Regions from separate parts of the Homo sapiens genome. Here region 1 is linked to region 2. Evidence: read pairs that join two places in POLR2A ChIA-PET (ENCODE). Cell type or tissue: CD4-positive, alpha-beta T cell. All regions are shown on one strand. Each heading gives the region's core, and the rest is flanking DNA. Links, peaks and the distances in the headings are about the cores only. Region 1 overlaps PRKCA (protein kinase C alpha). Region 2 has its middle 5.6 kb from the start of PRKCA.

What was found. ChIA-PET counts read pairs that join two places held together with the same protein. Peaks named below come from ENCODE experiments on the same cell type or tissue, not always from the same donor. Only the 100,000 strongest peaks of a DNase experiment are listed, where the experiment ranks them.
Region 1: POLR2A ChIA-PET joins it to region 2 with 11 read pairs; 10 of 35 experiments call an interaction of 5 or more read pairs at or near these places.

What each region holds. Positions count from the first base shown.
Region 1 is chr17:66,393,722-66,399,106 of GRCh38, reverse strand. The region is part of intron 2 of PRKCA (protein kinase C alpha); the gene reads right to left. It overlaps PRKCA-AS1 (PRKCA antisense RNA 1), which reads left to right. Exons shown (of 4, transcript NR_110822.1): 4 at 889-1,038. Among named protein-coding and RNA genes, the nearest start is that of PRKCA-AS1, 20 kb to the left of the region's middle. In CD4-positive, alpha-beta T cell, for the core only: no CTCF peak of the experiment used is centred there; no DNase peak of the experiment used is centred there; H3K4me3 peaks cover 17 bases; H3K27ac peaks cover 910 bases.
Region 2 is chr17:66,294,274-66,299,658 of GRCh38, reverse strand. No RefSeq gene overlaps it. Among named protein-coding and RNA genes, the nearest start is that of PRKCA, 5.6 kb to the left of the region's middle. RefSeq lists a cis regulatory region at 3,032-3,472. In CD4-positive, alpha-beta T cell, for the core only: no CTCF peak of the experiment used is centred there; no DNase peak of the experiment used is centred there.

The sequences.
Region 1 (5,385 bases), core at 205-5,204, 100 kb before region 2:
AAAAAAGAAAAGAAAAGAAAAGAAAATGCTGTCTACCACATGGTGCATCAATATCCACAGCATCATTCCTCTGTGCTTTCTACAGCCAAACTGCCCATATATTTCTTCTCTAAATTGGATCTTAATCTACATGAGAAAATGCAGAACCAGTAAATACAAAAATCGAGCATTAAATAAAATTAAGTATCTCAAACGAGAAGTTCGATTTTTAAAGTAAACATCATCACTCTGTCTGCCCAGTGCACTAAAATCTCTGGAAGCTTTTAGCAGCAGCAGGATCCTAATTGCATAACCTTGTTTCCAATGAGTGAGAAATTATGCTATAATTTTACTTATCAAAAGAACATATGAGTAGCGCGACGCCACCCACCTCCCCATCATCCATCTGCCTTTCTCGTTCATTAATTACATATGCTTCCGACTCTTCCTTTCTGATTACCCTGAACACTAACACTCTCCAAATGGGGACTGTTCCCTCTCTGTCTTGCTTCCAAATTGTCTGATTAAACCACACTCCTCACAGCTTCTAATCCTACAGTTACCCAGGGAGCTTTCCTTCCCCAATCTTACTCTCTCCACACCAAAATGCCTTCCTCACTCCAACTATCACTTAGTTCTTTGCCACTTAACTTTTTCAGCTAATCTTCCAAATTAGCCCATCACCAACTTTGATTTTTCTCCTAAGATGTTTAAAGCCATCATGAGCCACTATTCACTTCAAAAGTGTGGTTGGGTTTTGAGTCTATTATTGTATGACCACCACCTTGTTTCTTCAGTTTCCCTCTAGGGGTATAAATCGTGTCTGCATGTGGCAGATAGAATCTGTGGGCTGGAATCTTCATGGTTTTAAGCGTTACTCTGATTTTAGTCTGTTTCATTTCCTTCCAGGTCTCAGAGATATTGAGCTTGGACTTCGACCATGGGTTCTGGAGTCCATTCAATTCCCAGCCTTGGCCATTCCTGGCTGTGTAATTTCAAGGAAATTACCTAAACACTCTGAGTTTTGATTCTATCGTCAATAAAATGAAGGAAATGCTAGCATTTGCCATGTACATTGACATAGGGATTAATCATGGAAATAAAGAGTTGAGGTCCATGTCCTGGTACAGAGACTCAAAAAATCCTCAGTGATGGTAGATGCCAGCTCCCTTGGGGAAGGAAATATGATGGCTCTACTTCTTTGGAGTTTAGACGATGTCACAGAGCCTTATCCTGAGGAGCTCCCTGACTCTGCAGAGGCCATGAACAATGTCACAAACAGAGTTGGACGACAGTGGTGCCATCAGGATGCAGGCATCAGCACTGTATCCTGAATAATGGTACCATTAAGAGTAACTCCCCTTGAATGGCTCACACCCCCCATGACACATTACAGACTACACATCTTGATGTTACCACAAATCTCTAGAGGCCCTTGATGTATTCAAGTCTTCTGTGTAATAAGTCACAAAACTAGTGCTGAACTTAGCTGAGTTGGAAAAAAAAAGAAAAAGGGCAACGACAAACCACCTGTGACCCAGGCACCCAGCATCTCTCAGTAAGACATTTGCCCTTAAGTCAAAGGCAAGAACTCCAAAAGACAAGCTAAAAAAGAAAAACAGAAAACGTTTTTAAAGATATATCTTTTCTTCCTTAAAGTCCTGCATCAAAATGACACATCCACCATCTAACAAATTAATAAATTCCCTTAAAATTATAAATCCAGCATGGTCTAGACTGTGGGGCAAAAGGCACTCACACCCCAGGGGTGAAAATGTAATCTTGCACTAGGTTTTTAGAGGGTAACTTGGCAACAAATATCAAAAGCCCTAAAAAAAAAAAAAAAAAAAAAGTCTACACTGGGGCCGGGCATGCTGGCTCATGCCTGTAATCCCAGCACTTTGGGAGGCTGAGGGAGGTGGATCACCTGAGGTCAGGAGTTCGAGACCAGCCTGGCAACATGGAGAAACCCTGTCTCTACCAAAAATACAAAAATTAGCTGGGCATGGTGGCAGGCACCTGTAGCCCCAGCTACTCGGGAGGCTGAGGCAGGAGAATCGCTTGAACCTGGGAGGCAGAGGTTACAGTGAGCCAAGATTGTGCCACCACACTCCAGCCCGGGTGACAGAGACAGACTCTGTCTCAAAAAAAAAAAAAAAAAAAAAAAAAAGTCTTGATTGTTTGACTGAATGATTGCTTCTACTAGTTTTTACTGCAATAATTAGATATTCATATAAATATGTATGTAGAAAGGTATTCATGGCAGCATTACTTATAATAATGAAAAATAAAAAACAACAATAGAGGGTGAATTAAAGATTAAATTAATGACAGGGCGAGGCATGGTGGCGGGTGCCTGTAATCTCAGCTACTTTGGAGGCTGAGGCAGGAGAATCACTTGAACCCAGAAGGCAGAGGTTGCAGTGAGCGGAGATCGCGCCACTGTACTCCAGTCTGGGCAACAGAGCGAGACTCTGTCACGAAAAAAAAAAAAAAGAGAGAGAATGAATGACAGAACATTCACAAGGAAAAATATTACACAGCCATTTAAAAGCTAAATTCTTGAAAAAATAAGAAAATGTGAAAATACACATGACAAGTGTAAAAAGCAGCATAAAACTATGTAAAAACTACATTACCAAATACACATCTAAAGGTACAAGGAAAAAAAAGACTGTAAAGATATGGCATTATGGATGATTTATTCTCTTTCAAATTGGCTCCAAAGAACATATATGACTTTTACACGTGAAGGAAAAGGCAAATGATTTTTAGAAAAATTTTGCCTAGTGTTTGCTAGCAGTTTTTACCACACTCCTTCCCACAAGTCTAATTTTCACACACACAAAATACTCTAATGTTTTCCAAAACTTCCTTCATAAACTGACTCTAAACCAACTCCTGCATTTGCAGCTGAACCTGAAAAACTCAGATGGAAATTATTCTAATTTCATTCAACAAGTAGCATTTCACCCACCCAAAGACTGAGTAGGTGAGAGAAGAACCATACTTAGCAACCATATCCTTAGCTTTAAACTTAATAGTTACAATATTCAATTAAAAAAAAAAAACAGTTAAACCCATATTGAAATAATGCTAAAAACAGACATGCTGCCTGTGCCAATTATTTTCCCTAGTGGGAGACTTTCCAGGTTAAACATCAATGTTGGTGGAATTCCTTCCCATAATTAAGGAAAGAGTGAAAAAGAAGGAACCTGCAACACCTACTTTCCTGTACAGGAAAGAAGATCTCTGACAAAATGTAGGCCCTGGAAACCCCAAAGCCTTCTCTCAAAGACTATAAGGATCTCTCTCCACCGTCTCCTCCTATAATGTTGAAGGATTTCTCATTGCCTGTCCTTGGAGAATCCCATTCAGCGTGCACACAGCAAAACTGCTGTTAAAAAATCAGCTGAAATCTGGATTAAAATAATAATTTACCTTGATGTATGAGCACATTAGCAGCAAACAAAACACAACATAGATCAGTGGTAGGAACTGTTCCTTGTGCTTAGTTAACAGGACTTTTCTTAAAGATAACCATGCAATCTAAAGTGGACCTGTACCACCGCCCCCAAGCACTAAGTCTGTGCTAGCCAAAGCCACTAGCCAAGTGTGCCTACTGAGTATGTGAAATGTGGTTAATCCAAGTTGAGGTGTGCTCTAAGTATAAAATACACACCAGATTTAGAAGACTTAATGCAAAGAAAATGCAAAATATCTCAATTATTTATATATATTATAATGGTAACATTATGAACATACCGGTTATAAGTTACATTAAGTTAGTTTCCCTCACTCTTTACTTTTCAAAATGTGGCTACTAGAATATTTAAAATTGCACATCTTGCATTGGATCTCCATTCCACTCTGCTGTTCTAAGCCATCATCACATTGTTTATCTTCTTTAGAGTTCACATCACCATCTGAAACGGTCCTGTTGGTTTGTGGGGTGTATTAGTCCATTTTCAGACTGCTATAAAGAACTGCCAGTTCTTTATAACATAATTTAAATCATAGTGAGAGAAGAACTATACTTAGCAACTATATCCTTAGGTTTAAACTTAATAGTTACAATATTCAATTTAAAAAAAAGTTTAAACCCATATTGAAATAATGCTAAAAATAGTCATGCTGCCTGTTCCAATTATTTTTCCCAGTGGGAGACTTTCCAGGGTAATTTATAAACTAAAGCAGTTTAACCGACCCACAGTTCAGCATGGCTGGGGAGGCCTCAGGAAACTTACAATCATGGCAGAAGGCGAAGGGGAGGCAAGGCACCTTCTTCACAAGGCAGCAGGAAGGAGAAGAGCCCAGCAGGGGGAAAGAGCCCCTTATATAGAACCATCAGATCTCGTGAGAACTCACTATCACAAGAACAGCATGGGGGAACCTGCCCCAGTGATTCAACTACCTCCACTATGTCTCTCCCTTGATACATAGGGATTATGGGGATTACAATTCAAGATGAGATTTGGGTGGGGACACAAAGCCTAAATATATCATGGGGTTTACTTATTATGGGTCCCATCCGCCCCAATACTACAGAAGAAAAGCCCCTTTACAACAGGATTTCACTGTCCTATCCACTGTCAAATACTCAGCACCTAGAACCCAGCAGGTGTGCCCGATGTCGTGATTAGGGAATAAATGATGAGTGAAGATTATACATAAATAACCACACTGCCATCGGTGAGTCTCATCCCCCAGTGAGCCAGCTCCTCTGCTAAGCCAATACTTCGGAAGTGAATCTTCCCCTGCCAATCCATCCTGACTTTCTCCCTAACTGTGCCCAAGCACACCTCATGGGTCCCACCTTGGGCTAGTGCTGGGTGTGGAGGTGTGAGATGAGCACCCAGTTCCGATCCTGGCCTGGGACAGCTAAGCTTAGCCATGTCACAGCTTCTGTGGGCCTCTGCTTTCAAAAAAAAGACATTTCTTTGTGGTAAAATGCTAAACTAAGACTCCTCTAGGAAGAACAGAGCTGCCTTTTCTAAGGCTTCTCCCTCAGAACCTCTTGCCCCTTATTTCATGTGTCACTCTTTCTTTTTTTTTGAGACAGTCTCAGTCTGTCACCCAGACTGGAATGGGGTGGTGTGATCTCAGTTCACTGCAACCTCCGCCTCCCAGGTTCGAGCGATTCTCGTGCCTCAGTCTCCCGAGTAGGTGGGATTACAGGCGTCTGCCACCATGCCCGGGCCAATTTTTGGATTTTTAGTAGAGATGGGCTTTCACCATGTTGGCCAGGCTGGTCTCAAACTCCTGACCTCAAGTAATCTGCCCACGTTGGCTTCCGAAAGTGCTGGAATTACAGAAGTGAGCCACCACGCCCAGCCAAAGGTATCCTCTTTTAAAAGCCAACCCTCACCCTCAGGGAGGGCGCTGCACTCAGGCCTGGGCTAGACA
Region 2 (5,385 bases), core at 323-5,322:
TGGGGTAAGTTTAAGGAGCAGGGTAGTACTGTATAGGAGTGGATGAGTCAGATGCCCCAGTCAGAGGTTAGTTCCAAGGCTTCCAGGTCTGGTCCTGCAGGTTGCTCATAGCACAGGAGCTCCCAGTCAAGAGACTAAGTAGGGGCTAAAACTCAACTCGCATACTCCTTGCCAAGTGTACCTTTGGGCCTCTGTCTTCCCAGAAAAGCCACCATTTTTAAATTCACACCAAGGTACCACATGGGTTAATGAAGGCCCTGGTTGGTTGTGATTACAGTTGATTGATTCCAGTTGGTTGTGTCTCCACTGAAAGAGCTTCTGTGGGCAGCCTCCCTGGAGTTTGAGGCTTGGGGACTTTGCTTCTAAGCAAGCCTTCTTCTAGGATCTCTTTCTGTCTCCTGTATCTCACAGCATCACTAGTCCCTCAATGGCTCAAGTTGAAAACCTAGGCATCATCCTTATTCTTCCCTTGGTCTTACTCCCATATCCAATCCATGAGAAAGTTTAATTGGTGCTTCCTCCAGGACAGATCTCAAATCTATCCACCCCCAACCCTAGCCTAAGCACTATCATCTCTTTCCTGGGCCACTGCAGGACCACTTAATTGGTCTTCCTGCTTTCGTTCTTGCCCTTCTCAATTTGGACTCCACAAGTAGCCATCTTTTAAAAATGTACCTGTTTAAACCCACTTTATGTCTTGAATAAATGGAAAGATATGCCCTGTTCTCATACAGGAAGAGACATTGAAATGTCAGTTTTTCTTAATTAAACCATAAATGTAACTTAGCCCAATGAAAGTAGAATTTTTTTAGAAGTAAACAAGCTAATTCAACAGTCCAAATGAAAAAAAAAGTAGGAATAAATATCCCACCAGATATTAATCAAGAACAAAAAGAATAACAAGCCCAAGAAAAAATAATGGCAAATGTCGTGAACAGATAGTTCTCAGAAAAGGAAATACAAATAGTTCCTATGATAAAATTCTCAACATGTCTCATAAAAAGATAAATGTAAATTAAGATCATATTGAAACCCCACTGTGACCTAAGAGTTGGGCACACATAAAAAGTGTAAGGAACACACTGTTTCATTAAGGGTGTACAGAATCAAATGGTTTCATACATCATTAGCGGGATTGTAAATTGTCGCACACAGACATGATACAGAGCAATTTGGCAATAATTGTCATTTAAAAATGTATCAAACATTTTGATGCATGTACTTTTAAAAGGTTGATACATTTTATAAATGTAATCCTAGCACTTCCACTTCTATAAATGTATCTTGCATATATAAACGCACGTGTACATGAAGGCATATGTATAAAGGCAGCACTGACTCCAGTAGCAAACAATTATTAAATGTCTATCCACAGGAGATTAGTTAGATCAATTATGCATTCATTTGCTAGAATTATTTGCAGCTGTTTAAAAAATGAGATTTTTTTTTTTTTTAATTATATGTACTGATATAGAAATATCTTCCAGATGTATGAGTGAAAATGCAAAATGCAGAAATGTGCATAGAATGTTAGCATGTATGGGTTTTTAAAAAGATTATATATAAATATACATTTAAAATATCTGGGCTGGATGCAGTGGCTCATGCCTATAATCCCAGCATTTTGGGAGGCCAAGGTGAGAGGATCATTTGAGCCCAGGAGTTTGAGACTAGGCTGGACAATATAATGAGATCCGTGTCTACAAAAAATACATAAAAAATTAGCCAGGCATGGTAGCATGTGCCTGTAGTCTCAGCTACTCAGGAGGGCTGAGGCAGGAGAATTCCTTGAGCCTAGGAGATTGAGGCTACAGGAGCCAAGATTGTACCTCTGCACTCCAGCCTAGGTGACAGAATGAGACCTCATATCTAAATAAATAATAAATGAATTGCTTTTTAGCCAAAGCCATAATGCTTGAATTCTTTGAAAATTTCAAATCTGCCGGGCGCGGTGGCTCATGCCTATAATCCTAGCACTTTGGGAGGCCGAAGTGGGCGAATTGCCTGAGTTCAGGAGTTCAAGACCAGCCTGGGCAACATGGTGAAACCCTATCTCTACTAAAATACAAAAAACTAGCTGGGCGTGGCAGCATGCGCCTGTAGTCCCAGCTACTTGGGGGGCTGAGGCAGGAGAATTGCTTAATCCCAGGAGGTGGAGGTTGCAGTGAGCCGAGATTGTGCCACCACACTCCACCCTGGGCAACAGAGCGAGACTCCATCTCCCAAAAAAAAAAAAAGAAAATTTCGGATCTAAAGGACCCACCCAAATAATCCCCGTATCTTTTCATTCGTGACTAGTTTAATTGACATGGGAGAGGGTATTAAGATCGTTCATAATGCTTCCCCAAACCTTGCTGGGGAGAAGTATCTGGCCATGCACATTTCCTGAATTTTTTAAACAGGAGCCAGTGGCCTCTATCATCAATAGGAGTTAACATATTGAAGTTTTTTCTTTTTTTTTTTTTTTGAGACGGAATCTCACTGTGTCACCCAGGCTGGAGTGCAGTGGCGAAATCTCGGCTCACTGCAAGCTCTGCCTCCCGGGTTCATGCCATTCTCCTGCCTCAGCCTCCCGAGTAGCTGGGACCACAGGCACCACCCACCACGCCCAGCTAATTTTTTGTATTTTTAGTAGAGACGGGGTTTCACCATGTTAGCCAGGATGGTCTCGATCCCCTGACCTCGTGATCTGCCTGCCTCGGCCTCCCAAAGTGCTGGGATTACAAGCGTGAGCCACTGCACCTGGCCTGAAGTTTTTTCTAAAAAAAAAAAAGAAAGAAAAAAAGAAAAACTTTTATAAATGAATTTTTTGAAACATATATAAAAAGTTTCAAACAATGAATCTCATTGAATCCTTGTCACCCAGCTTCAACAATTATCAAATCGTGAAGAATCCTATTTGATCTATCTCCTTCCTTATCTCTTTATCTCTAGATAATAAAACCTTGAAATAAAACCACCGTGAGGAGACTCCTGGAGGTGATGCTATGTTCCCTGTCTGTTGGTTTCACAATTACGCACATATAAAACTCATCAAATTGTACACTTTAAGTATGTGCAGTTTATTGCAAATCAATTATACCGCAATAAAACCTTGAATTTGTTGAAGGTTATAAAGAGCTAAATACAGCAAAACGAATAAGCAAACTAGAAGAAGACTAGTAGAAGAACCAGTTGTGTCTCTACCATGGCCTTCAGCTGACTTTGCCTGGAGGGCCAAGATAAGCTCACTCTGTCCAGTAGATGTGAGGCTGAAGTTGAGTTACTTTCCAAAAACTGAAACATGACCCTTCAGCTCTGTAGCAGACACTCTGCTAGTCCCAGGAAAACAAAATAAAGACGATACGCTCCCTGTCACTGAGGAGCTCAGGTCTTTCTGCTATAGCCCAAAAGGAGAAAGGTTTAGCCTGGAGGGGAGTCTCATTTTAAAAAGTACAATAGATTGGGAGGCCAAGGCGGGCGGATCACGAGTCAGTAATTGAGACCCTCCTGGCTAACATGGTGAAACCCCGTCTCTACTAAAAATACAAAAAAATTAGCTGAGTGTGGTGGCAGGCGCCTGTAGTCCCAGATACTTGGGAGGTTGAGGCAGGAGAATGTCATGAACCCGGGAGGCAGAGCTTGCAGTGAGCCAGGATTGCACCACTGCACTCCAGCCTGGGCAACAGAGCAAGACTCCATCTCAAAAAAATAAAAGAAAAGAAAAAGCATAATCGAATGGGCAAAAGCAAGTAAATTAAAATGAAAAGAATGCCATTTATTTCTCTTATCCCTTGAAAGACATTAAACAATTAGATGCCCAATCCAATTTAGAACCCCCAGCCAGATGTTTTGATCCGCCTTTCGTCTTCTTTCTTCCTCCTAACATTCACTCTCATCTCCCACATTCTCAGCAGGCTTCCTGAAGTCCCCTTATGGCTGGGCTGTGGTGGCTCATGCCTGTAATCCCAGCACTTTGGGAGGCCAAGGAGGGTGGATTCCTTGAGGTCAGGAGTTCGAGACCAGCCTGGGCAATATGGGTAAGCCCCGTCTCTACCAAAAATATAAAAAATAGTGAGTCTTTAAATAAATAAGTCCCTTTATTTACCCTCGCCAAAATAGGTTCCTTCTTCTACTCATAGCAAGATCAGTGTTTACGCCCTCTCCTCTCTTTTATTATTTTTTGTACTCTTTATTATATATGACTTTCGACAAAAAATCCCTCCACTTCTCTCTTTAAGGTAAGCCTTCCATCCTTGTTTTATAATTTTGCATCATAAAAAGTCTAGGAATTAGTTGTAAACAGGATAGGTTAGAGTGGGATCAGCATCTGAGCAGAAAGAAAATGCTGGCATTACCAAGATTCTCATCCACTCTTTCAACAATGAATGCTAAGTCCCAGAATACCAAGATATTATTTGTATATTATATATTGACACAGTCATGAGCAAAACATAGTCCCTACCTTTGTATAATTTGTGTTCCCTTTGGTGATTGGCATGGGATAGGGATCCTAGCAAAATTTAACTTATCACATTTGTTCACTTATATTCATTTATATAATAGCCATCTTTTTTTTTTTTTTTTTGAGATGGAGTCTCGCTCCATCACCCAGGCTGGAGTGCAGCTGTGTGATCTCGGCTCACTGCAACCTCCGCCTCCCGGGTTCAAGTGATTCTCCTGCCTCAGCCTCCCGAGTAGCTGGGATTACAGGCACCCACCACCATGCCCGGCTAATTTGTGTATTTTTAGTAGAGATGAGGTTTCACCATGTTGGCCAGGCTGGTCTCAAACTCCTGACCTCAGGTGATCTGCCCGCCTCGGCCTCCCAAAGTGCTGGGATTACAGGCGTGAGCCACCATGCCTGGCCAATAGCCATCATTTAATACACATGAGCAGCCGGGCACAGTGGCTCATGCCTGTAATCCCAGCACTTTAGGAGGCCAAGGTGGGCAGATCATTTGAGGTCAGGAGTTTGGGACCAGCCTGGCCAACATGGTGAAACCCCCACCTCCACTAAAAATACAAAAATTATCTGGGCATGGTGGCATGTGCCTGTAGTCCCAGCTACTCGGGAGGCTGAGACAGGAGAATCGCTTAAGCTGGGGAGGCAGAGGTTGCAGTAAGCCAAGATTGTGCCACCACTCCAGCTTGGACAACGAAGCGGACCCTGTCTAAAAAACAAAACAAAACAAAACAAAACAAAAAACACATGTGTAACTCCCTTCAAAACATTGATCCTGTTTTAATTTGGATGGTTTGGTCAGGCGTGGTGGCTCACGCCTATAATCTCAGCACTTTGGGAGGCCGAGACGGGTGGATCACGATGTCAGGAGTTCAAGACCAGCCTGGCCAAGATGGTGAAACCCGTCTCTACTGAAAATACATAAAAATTAGCCAGGTATG